Regions from separate parts of the Homo sapiens genome. Here region 2 is linked to region 1. Evidence: read pairs that join two places in POLR2A ChIA-PET (ENCODE). Cell type or tissue: GM12878. All regions are shown on one strand. Each heading gives the region's core, and the rest is flanking DNA. Links, peaks and the distances in the headings are about the cores only.

Region 1 (7,801 bases), core at 1,748-6,747:
TTTTGAGGAATAAACCTATCAGAAATATTTAGATTTAAAATGATAGAATATATAATTATTGAGATTTTAAATGATTAGAACTACCAGGAATATTTGGAGTAAAGGGTCAACAAGGCACCTGTTAATAATCATGTTTTTATTGCTGTATTAAACTGCTTAATTACAAAAATAATTCTACATGCTCACAGAAAACATTTTATGTACAGCACTAAAGCTCTAAGAGGAAAAACTACCTAGAATTTCACTTCTCAAAGATAATCCAAGTGAATATTTTGATTAATGCCCTTCCAGGTCTCTCCTCCATGTTTACAAAGTTTCCTTATTGAAATCTTAATCTGTTTATTATAGCATGTTTTTCATACATTTTGTCCCATGTCATACTTTTCTTCATACATGAAAAATATGAAAAACATGCTATAATCATTGTCATCATTAAAAACATGCTATAATCATTGTCAAGATTATGCAATAGTCTATCATATAGGTGAATTATATTTATTCAATCCCCTTTTGGACATCATCTGGGTTGCTTCCAATGTTCAGCATTTAGGCATCCTCAGAGTGAAATCTCTGAATACATCACTAATCATTTCCTTAGAAGTTACTCTTAGAAGTAGAGTAACAGAGAGACAAAGGGTTGACACATTGCTTCTTGTTTGGTCCCCAGGCCTTCCAGGGAAAACAGCCCACTGAGTCATCTTAGCATTTGCATTTCTCTCAAGCTCCTTTGGCTGAATTTTCCCAGTCTGCATCTCTAACATGTCTAACTGAATGACTGATACATATCAATGCATATCCCAGGACCCTCTACTGATCTTGTTTGATCCTTAGTTCAAACCTTTGTTTTTTCCACACAGTAGCTTTCTGATCAACGGACAAAGTAACCTTTTCTCCAGAAAGTTTGGAGTATGGAGCCTGTACCTCCAAATCTCAAACCCTCCTACTGCTAAGACTACTCACCTGGGATGGTGTCAGAGATAAAATGTTGGGGTACTCAGCCCTCTACCCCATTTCATGATGCTAACACTTAATTTACTTAGCATCATCCTGTTTCTTTTCTTTTTTTTCTTTATATATATATATAGATATATATATATTTTATTATACTTTAAGTTCTAGGGTACATGTGCACAACGTGCAGGTTTGTTACATATGTATACATGTGCCATGTTGGTGTGCTGCACCCATTAACTCGTCATTTACATTAGGTATATCTCTTAATGCTATCCCTCCCCGCCACCCCCTGCCCGCCCCCATTCCACAACAGGCCCCGGTGTGTGATGTTCCCCATCCTGTTTCTTTTTGTGAAACCAAGGTTTCAGTGGGACTACATGCTGGTAGTTTTTGAAATAGGAATGTTGCCTGAGTGGAACAGTAGCTGCTTAGGATTATTCCCTAGGTCATAGAGCTTGTCTACATTGTACCGTCAGGAAGAATGAGGTTACAAAGCAGAATTCAAGAAGAGTGACACCTTCACTGTGAGAGCACAAAAGCCATCCAAGAAGATGGCTTCAACCATTTGCTTATTTACCCTACAAGTAACTAAGCTCAAACTGCATCTATTAAGCCATATGAATCCCATTACATATTAAATGTTTGGTCAGTTCTCAAGAAGGCACTGCTACTCAGGAGGCTGGGGCAGGAGGCTTGCTTGAGCCCAGCTATTCAAAGTTACAGTGAGCTATGATTATGCCACGGCACTCCAGCCTGGGCAACAGAGTGAGATCCTGCTCTGGAAATACAGAGATTAAACAAATAATAATAAGGTGCTGGATAAGATGCAGATAAAACCAAAGAGCTTATCAGGGGTGGGTGGGTGGGCTCACACCTGTAATCCCAGCACTTTGGGAGGCCGAGGCAGGCAGATCATGAGCTCAGGAGATCGAGACCATCATGGCTAACATGGTGAAACCCCGTCTCTACTAAAAATACAAAAAAATTAGCCGGGCGTGGTGGTGGGTGCCTGTAGTCCCAGCTACTCAGGAGGCTGAGGCAGGACAATGGCATGAACCCGGGAGGCGGAGCTTGCAGTGAGCCAAGATCATGCCACTGTACTACAGCCTGGGCTACTGAGTGAGACTCCATCTCAAAAAAAAAAAAAAAAAAAAGAGATAGCTTATCAGGGGTGCCTTCAGCATTCTGGACAGGACAATCCTTCATTAAGTGGGACCCTCCCACTCCCAACTACTGAAAGGTATTTAGCATCCCACACCCTCAGGACATTAAATCCTGATATACACACCCCTCATCATCATGACCACTGAAAATGTTCCCACACATTTCAAAACACCAGAGGAGAGGGATGACACCATTCCCCACTGACAACTTCTGTGTCTACTTAGTGGGATGGAATTCACATTCAGGAAATGACAGAAAACAATACTGATCTGGAGGTGGAACTGTGAGATAAAAGCTGTAAGTATCATTAAGTGGTCAAAGGCGATCCAAAAGAGTAGAGCAAGTTTTGATAAGAACAGGAGATGGAGACTTGTAACCTTCCCCAGAATCCAGTCCAGGGTTAAAGTCTGCCATGAAATGCCTTCTCATCAACACCCTGGATTTCCCCTACTTAAGCTGATTACATGAACTAATACAAGGAAACCACCGAACTCGGTGAGCAGCACATCCTACACACTTGGCAATGCCAACTTTTAAAACACAGGTATTGTTCCTGTCCTCCTGCTCAGGGCAAGCGTTCTTGCCATGTGGGCATCCAGGGAGGGCAGAACAGTGACAGCCCTGGTGAGCATGAAGGGCACTGCTGGCCTTCCCCTGCCGGGCTTCTCCAGAGGACTCAACCATAGGCCCCACCCATTCACTGCTGGACTGAGGAGATCTGACCCCTGTCTAGTTCCTTCCCGCCTGTGTCAGCTGTGGTCAAAGGGCCATTGTTCCCGGAAGGCCAGTGTGTTTTAGCCATCTAGGAACAATGCCCCTTGTTGATCCTCTGTGCTCCAGTTGAATAAGGTCATAGACTGTTTTCAACCTTAGTCACAATCAATATCATCACCTTTTATTGTATAGTGTTGGCATTGATATGTTTTCTGATAACATCTATATGCTCAGGTGAGACTGAAAAGGTCGGTGAATGAGCCATCTTTTATGGATCCTGTTCGAAATTTATTAATGACACAGTATACACTAAGTATTATATGGGACCTGATTCTCAAACTTATGGAGCTTATTTAAAGTACAAAGTGATCACTTTAAAATGCAGTTTTCTGGGCCTCTCAAATTCTGATTCAGTAAGTTGTGGGGGCATGAACCTGCAAATTAACCATCCCCACATGTTTCTGATACAGGTGATCCATGGGTATGCTTTGTGAAACACTGCCACAGAATGATAGTAAACTGAATTTAAAATGAGCATCTTCTTCTTGATGTTTTATATTCTATCTCCTTGAAATGGATCTTTCACTAGCAAAATAAACATTAAGTAAAAGTCCAATGGAAACAAGAAATCAACTTAATTATGAAAGAAAATTAGAGTCCCTGCTGTAAGGCTCATATATAGACATGATAAGCCTATGCAACTGAAAGTTTAATTTATGTGTATATAAAATTTACATTTTAGTCTGCATAAGAGAGTGGCTAAACAGAAAATGATTATTTATGTCAAAGCATACTGAATGTAATTATACAACCTTATATTTGAATATGCTCTACTAATTTTTCAGTATTTCTTACTTAATCTTCATGAAAGAATTATCTTATCTTACAATCTGATGACCTGTATTAGACTGGCATGAAAATTAAGGCATGAAAAGTTTATGCAACATGTTTAAAGGTCAATACAAGGACCTAAACATCCAGAAGGTGATGACATTTTCTGCTAGATTAGAAATGTCAAATAGGTTTCATGCCACATGCCAATTCACACAGACCAGTAGAGTACTAAGAAAGCCAGCCCAGGGGAAGGATGTGGTGATAAATTAGTAATAAATAGACTGGCTCGTCTGGCAGGTAAAAAAAAATGGTGGCATCTGTGCCACACCTCATGCTAGATATGCCAACTCTCAGAGTATTTAGCAGCACTTAAAATACTCACAATTACCACTACTCTCATTCTTTCACTCAACAAATATGAATAAGCATCCACTATATGCCAGCCACTAGACATATACCAACAGACTGCTATCAAGGGGGTCAATGTCATGCAATAAGGTGGTTTCTAACCTAAGGCTTTCTCTGACAAAATGAGATTTAAGGGGGAACTAAAGAAATAATTAAAGTCAACAATTTGAAAAAAGAGAGAGGAAAGTGGAAGTGAATGCTATCTCAGAGAAACCAAAACTAAGCCACCATGACTGGATTGAAGAGGGGGAACACGGAGGGCTGGGGATTAGTGGGCAACTGCCAGGTCATGCGAGTCACTAAGGTTATGAAATTATGATTTCAACTTAAGATCATGGGAAGTCATGGAAAAGTTGAGTCCTGCAGGTTTGTTTGTTTTTTGTTTTGGCTTTTAGGGGAAGGAGGTGAATTACCAGATTTCCATTTCATAAAGAGGGTGGAAAAGAGTCACAGTGAGTATGAATAGCAACTGCAGTCACCCAGGTGACTGGACCAGGAGGGTGGATTTGAGATACTTTTTGGAGGCAGAATCAACAGAAACTTGGTTTGGGAAAGAATACAGGGGATGACAGCATGGAAGACCAAGATTCAGCTCTGATTGAAGTGCTTCAGATACATTCAATTAGAAACTCCACAAGGCAACAGGACCAACCAGCGTTGGAGACCTTGGGAAAGGACTTTTGAAAATGTGGGGGTTTCAGGCACAGAAAAAGGTAAGATCCAAACAAAACACTAATTCTTTATCTTCTATTTTCCGATTCTAGTTAAGTTTTATAATACTTATGCTGTTATACTCATGAAGACTTAATCCAGTAGAGATGTTACCATGTAAGTCTCTGGTTTTCTAAATTATAGCACTTACTGCAACTTTTTACCTCTCAAAGCAACTTAATTCAAGCAACCATAAAACTCCTATTGAAAATGTTTCTTAAGGAGTACTGTACATTACTGCCTTGTATGGTATACCAACATAATTTCATCTTTCATTGACTATCTAATACATCATGTGACTCAACATCTGTATGAGGGGCATTAATTTTACCATCCAGGCTCTGTCTTCATGATGACTCGAGCTCTTCCCTGAAGGCCCCCTTCCTGTGTGAATGGCAAACACCTAGCTCAGCTTGCCAGGTCATCTTGCCATACTCAAAGCCCACAGAGAGTGGTTGTTAAGCTGCCCCACTTGGAGACAAGACCAGGGATGGGGCCAAGATCCTCGAAAATGGAATAAAAATGCTGGCCCCTGGCTGAGCCACCCACTCTGGGAGATGTTTGGGAAGGAAAAGGGGTTGTTTTGAGTTTAATCAAGAGAACCAGGGTGGAGCCTCCAGAAGTTACAATTAGCACCAAATTGCAGGGTTCATGCACTTTTAAAAAAAGGATTTTTATTCCTGGAGCCAAAGTTTTCTTTTCTGTTAAAATACAACCTCCTAGGAAGAAGGCACTAAAACCTCTGCCAGTTACTTCCACTTCGAGGAGCATGTTTGATTTTTTTCCTGCCAACAAGTTTTAATGGAATAGATGAGTATGCTGGTGTCTAGAAGGGGAAGAGGCTGCATGTCCCACTCTTTTGCCTAAAATCACCGTGGCAGGAACCATTATCTTTTCTTAAAATCCTCCACCAAAGCCACCACCACTAGCATCAGATTCTCATGACACACAGCTTTGAAGCTACAGCAACCAAATTAGACCTTCTCATGGGGGAAAAGAAACTGAACACAGTCACACTCTGTGACTCCCACTTTTCGTTCTTCAAAGACTTCTACGGCATAAAATACATGGAAACAAAATTTTCCAGGTTCTATGTCTCAAAAAATGGCCGGAAGCATGTTTATTATTCTCCTTAAGATTATTTTTAAAAATTCAAAAAAGATCTTACACACATATGTGTTTACAGTGATTTAAAAAAAATCACTGTTTTGAAGTGTTGCCACTCATATTATTCTTAGACATTTGTTTAAGAACAGATTATGAGATACTTGAAAGATTGAGACAAAGAAGAAACACTAAAATTTCTATGATGTCACCAACCTGGGCTTAGAGCAGAAAATATGTATATTTGCTCTTAAAAAAAAGTGGTTAAGAGAGAATTTATGAATAACATAAGTCCAAATAAAATGGTTAAAAAGCAAAAAGCAAACTACCATAAAGAAAAGTGTATAGGAAAACAGAGAAAACAGAGAAGGTATACACACACACACATGCACACACACACATATACAGAAATGCACTTATAGAGAGAGGGGAGAGAGATATATATAACCTATAAATATTATATATATTATATTATATATAACAATGATATATATTAAATATTATTCAAAAAGTCTCAATTATTGTTTAATTTTTTCATTTGTTTTTCAGCAACCATTCCTGCAGGGTTTTTTTGGTTATTGTAATGTAATGCCAAGTGCAAAAAAAAAAAAAAAAGAAAGAAAAAGGAAGTCTTCTCAGTTTGTTTTGTTTTTAAAACACAAGTTACCTGCTTCTCAGACCAACAGGATGCCATCACTGTTTAGACTTGGACCTGCTTCCTTCAAACACACACAGTGTCTATATGATAGCTCTTGGGACAATTTTAACAAGGGACATTAGGCATCCACATCTGATCTTCCACAATCCAGACAGTACAGGGAAATAAAGTTAGCACCCAAACTGTCTTGGAGACCAAGTGTTGACTTTGTGCAGAGCAATGAACATGTCAAGGCAAACTTAGAATTTCCATTACAATATGCTCAGCTGGAAAAAAAAATGAGTATGTGGCAAGGCTGGCAACTTGACTTACAAATGACTATAAAATATGTGGCTGCTTTTCTAATCACTTGGAATTATGGAAAGGAAAGAGGACAGCAGAGACATAAGGCAGGGCACTTTAACACATCCACACAGGAGGCCCAAGAGCTGGCCCTCAATCAAGTTATTTCAAAAAGCCAAGGTGAGTAGATATACACATTACATAGTTAACATTACATATATCAAGTTGTAAAAAATTAGTAATCATTAGAACAAGAGCGTAGGCTAAGAAACAAATATGTGGTAGAGGTAAAAAAATCATACTGATTGTCAGGAAAAGAAGTTTCTGTAGGAACTGGGGCCTGCAGGCCAAGGGAACCCTGAAACAAAGTGTGGCTGATGTTCCACTTATAGAGGAGACAGGAGGAATAATGGGGTTTTGAGGTCAAAATAATCAGATTGGGAGCAGTTGCTTCTGCAGGAAGTAGACAGGAACTTCCTTACGAATCCCAAAAGCCAAAGACCCAAACTAATAATCTTCTTGTTAAAACTAAAAACTCAGCTTAATTTGGCCCAATGACCATTCTTGTGAATAAACTTTCTAGGTAAGTTTTTAAACCAAAAGATTTTTTTTTACTTGGTTCCAAATGTCTTCTATGTTTAGAAAAATTTTTTAAAGAAAAGAAAAAATTCAAAGCCACATTCACTCAGGGGACAGAAAATTGGTCACTACAGGAGCCATACGAAGAACGTAGTGCTACAGCCCCAGAAGGCATTCCTCCAAGAGCCATCCCCAAAATGTCCGGCATGGGCAGCACTACCAAAATCAAAGCTTATTTTCCAAGTCAGAACATTCTGAGGAAGAAAAACTCCCTTGGATGTGTAGGTTCTGATACATTTATTTCTTAAACATTTATTTCTCACACATGCTGACATAGCTTATAGGAAGGTAATGACAACAATAAAAACCATATCAGGTGACAGCTACTGAATG
Region 2 (7,801 bases), core at 1,303-6,302, 270 kb before region 1:
GCAAGGCTACAGTAACCAAAACAGCATGGTACTGGTACCAAAACAGAGATATAGATCAATGGAACAGAACAGAGCCCTCAAAAATAATGCCACATATCTACAACTATCTCATCTTTGACAAATCTGACAAAAACAAGAAATGGGGAAAGGATTCCCTATTTAATAAATGGTGCTGGGAAAATGGGCTAGCCATATGGAGAAAGCTGAAACTGTATCCCTTCCTTACACCTTATACAAAAATTAATTCAAGATGGATTAAAGACTTAAATGTTAGACCTAAAACCGTAAAAACCCTAGAAGAAAACCTAGGCAATACCAGTCAGGACATAGGCATGGGCAAGGACTTCATGTCTAAAACACCAAAAGCAATGGCAACAGAAGCCAAAATTGACAAATGGGATCTAATTAAACTAAAGAGCTTGTGGACAGCAAGAGAAACTACCATCAGAGTGAACAGGCAACCTACAGAGTGGGAGAAAATTTTTGCAATCTACTCATCTGACAAAGGGCTAATATCCAGAATCTACAAAGAACACAAACAAATTTACAAGAAAAAAAAAAACCCATCAACAAGTGGGCGAAGGATATGAACAGACACTTCTCAAAAGAAGACATTTATGCAGCCAAAAGACACATGAAAAAATGCTCATCATCACTGACCATCAGAGAAATGCAAATCAAAACCACAATGAGATACCATCTCACACCAGTTAGAATGGAGATCATTAAAAAGTCAGGAAACAACAGGTGCTGGAGAGGATGTGGAGAAATAGGAACACTTTTACACTGTTGGTGGGACTGTAAACTAGTTCAACCATTGTGGAAGTCAGTGTGGCAATTCCTCAGGGATCTAGAACTAGAAATACCATTTGACCCAGCAATCCCATTACTGGGTATGTACCCACAGGATTATAAATCATGCTGCTATAAAGAGACACGCACACATATGTTTATTGTGGCACTATTCACAATAGCAGAGACTTGGAACCAACCCAAATGTCCAAAAATGATAGACTGGATTAAGAAAATGTGGCACATATACACCATGGACTACTATGCAGCCATAAAAAATGATGAGTTCATGTCCTTTGTAGGGACATGGATGAAGCTGGAAACCATCATTCTCAGCAAACTATCGCAAGGACAAAAAACCAAACACCACATGTTCTTACTCATAGGTGGGAATTGAACAATGAGAACACATGGACACAGGAAGGGGAATATCACACACCAGGGCCTGTTGTGGGTTGGTGGGGAGGGATAGCATTAGGAGATATACCTAATGTTAAATGACAAGTTATTGGGTGCAGCACACCAACGTGGCACATGTATACATATGTAACAAACCTGCACGTTGGGCGCATGTATCCTTAAACTTAAAGTATAATAAAAAAAAATTAAACATAAAAAAAAGAGAACAGCACAGATGTGATGATCAATAACAATGGGTGTGGATGAGACAATAGGAACCCCTGCCAGACTGTCACAGTCAGAAAATATGTGCCCCATCTAAAGGGAACTGTCACTACTCATTGGTGCCATGAGAAAATGCAGGCCCAATGTTGACGGATCCTCCCATTTCTTTTAATGACAAGTCAGTAATGCAGGTGTTTATCTCAAATTTCTTGATTTTCAAATGTCGGCCAACAATTCCTAAAAAAGAAACCCAAACATGTTTATCGCTCTTCAGATCAACACTATGCAGGACAAAATGAAAATAGGTTGTCCACAAGTTGCAACCTCTGATTTAATCCATTCTTTCATTCACAAATACTTTCCGAGCATCTATGGAGTACCAGACACTGTGCTAGAACAAAAGGATACAATTCATAAGATGAAGTTCCTGCCCTAAAAATATTACAATCAAATGTCAAAATAGAGATGATGTCCAAGTAATTACAGTATTGAACTGTGAGTACCTCTGGGGTATGTAAGAGGAAACCCTAACCCAGACTTGAAGAGGATCAGAAATAGCTTTGACAGGTGGAGATCAGAAAGGTAGCTGTTAACTTAGTGCAACTCTGGCTGCATAACAAACCACCCCAAAACGTAATAGTTTAAAATAACAACAATGTGTTATCTCATAATCTTGTGCATTAACAATTTGGGCTGGGCCCGGCTAGATAGCTCTGACTTGAGACTTTCTAATCCATCAACCAACAGAGAGCTGCTGGGTTGGTTGGGTGTTGTGTGGGGACTGTGGTTTGGGATAGCCTCAGCTTGGACCACTTGTCTCTCCTCCACATCATCTCTCATTCTCCAGCAGGCTAGCCCAGGTTTGTTCACATGGCAGCTGAACAAGCTTCCAAGAGAATGAGTGAAAACATGCAAGCCTTTTGATGCTGAGGCTCAGAACTGGCACAATGAACTTCCTCTGCATTCCCTGTTACCAAAATAAGCAAGTCCCAGAACCAGCCCAGATTCAAGGGGAGGGGAAATTGTCTCCACCTAGTGATGGGAAGTCACACTGAAAGGTGTGGTCACAGGGGTGGGTGAAGGACTGTGGCTATTTTGGTAATGTACTTCACCTGATAAGAAGGCATGATGTGCGCAAGACCTGAAGATAATTGAGACAGAACATGGAGTTTGGGACATTCCAAGTTGTTTAGGATGGCAGGAGCAGAGAAGGCAAAGGGGTTTGAGGGAAGGCATGACAAGCGTGGTCAGAAGTCAGATCATACAGGACCTACCATGTATGCAGCCCAGTGAAATAGAGAATCTTGGGTTTTTTGTTTGTTTGTTTGTTTTGTTTTTATGGCTTTCTCGTAAAAAAAAAAAGATTATTTTGCCAATACAAGACAATAATTGCAAAATAAATACAATGTAAGCTTAAACATAGCATCCTAAATAAAATGTTCTGGGGACTCATAAAGAAGATATATCTTATCTAGTTTGAAAAATTACAGAAGTTGTCATTAAAATGTAGAATTCAAACTGAACTTTGAAGGACAAAAAGGATTTTGCCAGGCAGGGTTATAGAGGTGAGGCAAAAGATGAGCATCCACCAAAGTGCAAGAATGGGAAAACCCAGAACATATGGAATCGCAAGCATCGTGGCTTGGCTAAGACGAGGGCAGCAGTTCTCAATCTTATTTTACATTAACCTCCTGAAAGATGATATTCATATGTAACTCTCCCACATTCATACCCTGATTATGCCAGAGTTAAGACAGGCTATGGAGTTATGCACAATTGCCAGCTGTCGGACTATAATCCCACCCTCTCTCGCCCCATGGTCCATTGTGAGGCTGAGTCTGAGATCTGCTAATGCAGGCTTTTGTAGGGGAGCCATGACGATTGCACCTGAAATAAGTTACGGACAGAGCCTGGAGGTGCTTAAATGCCAGGCTAAGGGATTTAATGTTAGTGAAGGCAGTTAAGAGTCCCTGAACATTTTTAAGCAGGACAGTACAAATAGAGCTGCGTTTTGCCAATATTCATCTGGCAGAAGTGGGTAAGTAGAGCAGGGAGAGTCTAAGAGAGGATGCTTCTTCCCTATCCCTGAACCACCACAGGCATGATGAATTGATCGAGGGACTTATTTCTGAGAAGCCCAAGCAGATCCTCCAAATTCTTCTCAGCATAGTGTTCTAATGGCGGGGGAAGGGGTGGAGCTAAAAAGTCAATTGAAACCTAATGGACACCCTTGGACTGAAGACAGTCAGCTCTTTAAGAGGTGAGACATCATTTAGGTGGGAAGCAGAGCCAGGGCGGCGTTTGGAAGTGGAAGTGGAAGTGGAAATGAAAAGGAAGAATACTTTGAGAAGTGTTAGCAAAGTGTGTCTGTATGACTTGGCACTTGTTTCATGTTGGGGGGGTGAAGGGGAGGGGCAACTAAATATCATTCCAATTTTTTGAGCTTATGAGAGAATATGGAGCCATTACCTACAATAAGAAATGAGAAAACAAACTGATTAGGAAGGGAAGAAGAATATAGATGGAGTTTGAGTCTTTAGTATAAACTTCAGGCCTAAGATTATTAGAATGAAGGCTGAGGCTAAAGTTTGTAAGAATAAACACATAAACATGAATCTCATGAACACGGGATTTCCCCCAAGATACTCAGCAGCATTGAATGAATGCACAGGGGAGAGAAGTCAATTTCTTATTTCCCCTAAAAATACTACATTATCACTCAAGAGTCCTGGCAGAACCAAAAACAACTGGAAAGGAGAAAAAGTAAATGCAAAAGAATTTTGGGTTTTTTTTTCTGCATAAGAGAGGAGTAGGAGAAATGGCTCCTGCATTGAACACTTGACCATGGCTGCACAAGTGGAAACCACAGCATCCTACCCCGTCTTTCAGCCTTTGCTCTGTGTCTGGAGTTTTGACATAATAGGACATGTGAAAGACTTGATCAAATTATGAAATGTATTGTTCTGCTACCTCCTGATAGAGATAGTTTGTCATGCAACAAAAGTGAGTGCCTATGTTCAGAGGAGGGGAGCTGAATTTCAAGTCATTCCCCTTTCAAGGAGGCAATAAATAATTGTGGGTTTTGAGTATGGATTCTGGATTAAGATTTATTGAGTTCCAATCCCAGCACTACCCTAATATGAGGTTCACTTAATTTCTCTTTGATCCATTCTTTCATCTGTAAAATGGGCCTAATAATAGTATCCATCTCTTAAGGTCATTGTGAGAAGTAAACAAGAAGTACATATTAAGTTCACCCAATTATTAAATACAATTGTTTCATAATTACCTTTTTAGTATAGATGCTCTTATCAAGTGCTAATGAATAATTCTTATACATTAATATAATCCATGGAGAGTTCTCACATTTTCTAAAATGAAAATCCCTTTGGTTTAGGTTTAGCATGACTGGATAAGAATCTTTAAGGACCTGTACATGAATGAATGCCTCCTATAAAGAAAGCTCTTAGAGGCTTCCCCAATCTCTGAGACGACATAAAGTGATCTTAGCCATAGAGTTCATCTGCTATGGGGTGCCAGTCATACCCTGTCTCCATGGATATGAGATTAGGAAGATGGATTTTGAAAAATGACCTTCCACATTGGGGTTTGGAGAACTTCTTGTTTCTACTTCCATTAACTCAGAAAAGGTAAAGGAGCTAAAAAGTATTCAAGTACTCTTCATTTCAGCTACAAAGATTTCCTTATAAATTTTTCCTCCTTAGGGGAGACCCCATCTCTAAAATAATAATAATAATAATAATAAATAAAAATAATTTAGCCAAGCATGGTGGTGCACGCCTGTGGTCCCAGCTACTAGGAAGGTTGAAGTGGGAGAATCTCTTTAGCCTGGGAGGTTTAGGCTAGAATGAGCCGTGACTGCACCACTGCACTCCAGCTTGGGCAAGAGAGCAAGACTCTGTCTCAATTAAAAAATGTCAATTAAAAAAAAAACTCCCACTCTTATAGTAACATACAGATGGAATTATGTGACTGATTAAGCAGGATGAGAAGTTTGAGCACTTACGAAAGTAGTAGCCTTCCCTGGAAAGGTGACTTGCCCAGAATACTCCCCATTTGCAAACTCTTAAAGAGTTGTCTTGCTAACAAAAATTGATCTTGGATCTGTCATGATGTCCTATAACAATACAAAGCCATTTTTTCCTCCTAATTTCTTAAACCAGAACATCATGTCTTTATGAAAGAATTTTTGCAAAAATATTGGCGGTGGTGAGATGCCAAATGTTAACACCTGGCTCTTCAGGAATAAAAGCTCTAATGTGTAACATTCACCCTCCTCTATGGTGTGAATACTCCTACCATAATTACTTTCAAACAATCAAATGACATTGCTGAAAGTGAAGCTGGGAAGGTCTGCACACAATTGGTTCTGACGAGCCAATATGAGCTGTCCCCAACACACCATTGTCCCTGTACAAGCCACCTCTTAGGCCACCAATGAGGCGTTTCTCAAGTCAACTTTCAGATGACAATGCCGCCCTCGGAGCTGGAAAAGCAATGGGGAGCAGGAATTGAGACTGGATTCTCCAGGTGGTGTCAAAACCATACCCACCCAGTGCAGACTGCTTTGTTTTGTATCATGAATAGGTTTTGAGGCTTTTCCTTATGTCAGCTGCTTTTCCCAGACCAGGCCAGTCTAAAAGAGCAATCAGGAAATGTGGGTAACAATAAAAACAATATTGAAAACAGTTCCAGGAGATTCTCTGAGACTTTCAGGGGTCTCTTTCCTGGCAGAGTCCCAAAAAGCTCATGTCACACTCCTGAGTGGACAATAAATTCTCCTTCCCAGTCACCAATGGCATTATCTGCACTGCCCTCTGGTGGCTTCCGTGGCTGCCATAATCTGGTGATGACTGAGCCCTGACCACCTTCTCTTCAAATGTCTTATTGTGGCTGAAGCTTTTCTCAGTAAGATGTGTAGAGAAGCCTCACTGAATCATAGGTACAACCGTTATTGGACTCCACTTTTCTGAAGGAATTTGGGACAAATTCCCTCATACTGAATGGGAAGACAGTTGAGCAGCAAAACTTAGAATTAAATTGGCTTTGAGTCACATAGTCCCTTGCTACAGGGAGCTCTGGGGTGTCAGAGTTCCCTTCTCGCTCAGATGATCCCTGACACTCAAATCTAGTGATATGGGGTGATTCCTGTTTTGGAGTCTTGATCCTGGAGAGGAGTAACTGGCCATCTCAAGGCTTCTATTTCCATTTTTTCATGGGTACCCATTTCACTCTGATGCTAGCAAAACTCCTAGTGCCTGCCACAAGGGACAGTTCAGATTAGCTTGGTTCCTTTCCTCCCTCTCCATGATGTATTTGCACTGGAAATGAGATGTATCCTCCACTTTTCTCATCTACGTTGACTTGACCTTGCCTCTTAGCAGAGAAGCAGGTGCTTCTTTCTCTGAGGAGGACATTAAGAGACTGGCAAAGTGTCACTGCAGAGAGGCTCTGGAAAGGTGCCAATCTGGAAGAACTTCAGAGTCTGCTCCTGGCTGCTTTAACCAATGAGGCAAGATTTCCAGGTATCACCTCACATCGCAGCTCTTTTCCTTTGTCAGCAGTGATAGGAATGGGGCTTGCCTTCCTCATCCTCCTACCAAGAATCTACTTCACGGGACTGTGGAGGCAACACAGAGAAAGAGTGTGTAGTAGTGCTGTGTGAACTACAGAGTGCTCAAAAGATGTTATTTATTGGAATGATGATCCCGCAGGCAAAGTTAATTGCATAATCCATTTCTTCCTCTTAAGCTTTGTACACTCTCCTGTTTTGGTACTCAATATGTAATGAGTGTGTGTGTCTCCATTAGATGATTTGGAGTTAGAGTTCCATCCTATTCCTCTCTGTCCCCAACACCTATGCAGAGGTTGGCATCCAGGATCCCGATTCTACAAATGGATCAACTGAACCCCAAGAAAGTTCAAAGAGCTAACAAGTTGCAGATATAGGATTTGAATTCACATCTCTTGACTCCAACTGCAGAGATCACATCACCCTGACATGTGATAGATTCTCAAAAAAATGCCTAATGAATATATTTGTGAATAAACCTTCCTCTTCTTTAACCCTTGCCTTAGGATATCTGCTCTGGTATTGTACATTGAAAGAGCAATCAGGAATTGTGGGTAATAACAAAAACAACATTGAAAACAGTTCCAGGAGATCCTATCTTCACATAATTAGACAACTACTAAATACATCAAATAAATTAACCAGCTGGTTGACATATGAAGTGGTGTAGAGGCTGAACAAGGATACTACAGGAGCTTCAAGTTGTAGGGAAAAGTAGCAGGATGCAGGAGGCACAAAACCAGGAGTAGACTTGATGGCCATCTGAGGGCAGAAGCACTTGCTATAAGACAA

What was found. ChIA-PET counts read pairs that join two places held together with the same protein. Peaks named below come from ENCODE experiments on the same cell type or tissue, not always from the same donor. Only the 100,000 strongest peaks of a DNase experiment are listed, where the experiment ranks them.
Region 2: POLR2A ChIA-PET joins it to region 1 with 10 read pairs; 2 of 35 experiments call an interaction of 5 or more read pairs at or near these places.

Annotation. Positions count from the first base shown.
Region 1 is chr10:50,536,370-50,544,170 of GRCh38, forward strand. All of the region lies in intron 2 of SGMS1 (sphingomyelin synthase 1), which reads right to left. Among named protein-coding and RNA genes, the nearest start is that of SGMS1, 84 kb to the right of the region's middle. RefSeq lists a silencer at 2,180-2,474 and an enhancer at 2,467-2,676. In GM12878, for the core only: no CTCF peak of the experiment used is centred there; DNase peaks (open chromatin) are centred at 2,455, 4,092, 4,243 and 5,732; H3K4me3 peaks cover 2,124 bases; H3K27ac peaks cover 4,363 bases.
Region 2 is chr10:50,269,607-50,277,407 of GRCh38, forward strand. No RefSeq gene overlaps it. Among named protein-coding and RNA genes, the nearest start is that of ASAH2, 22 kb to the left of the region's middle. In GM12878, for the core only: a CTCF peak has its summit at 6,261 (motif pointing left); a DNase peak (open chromatin) is centred at 6,287.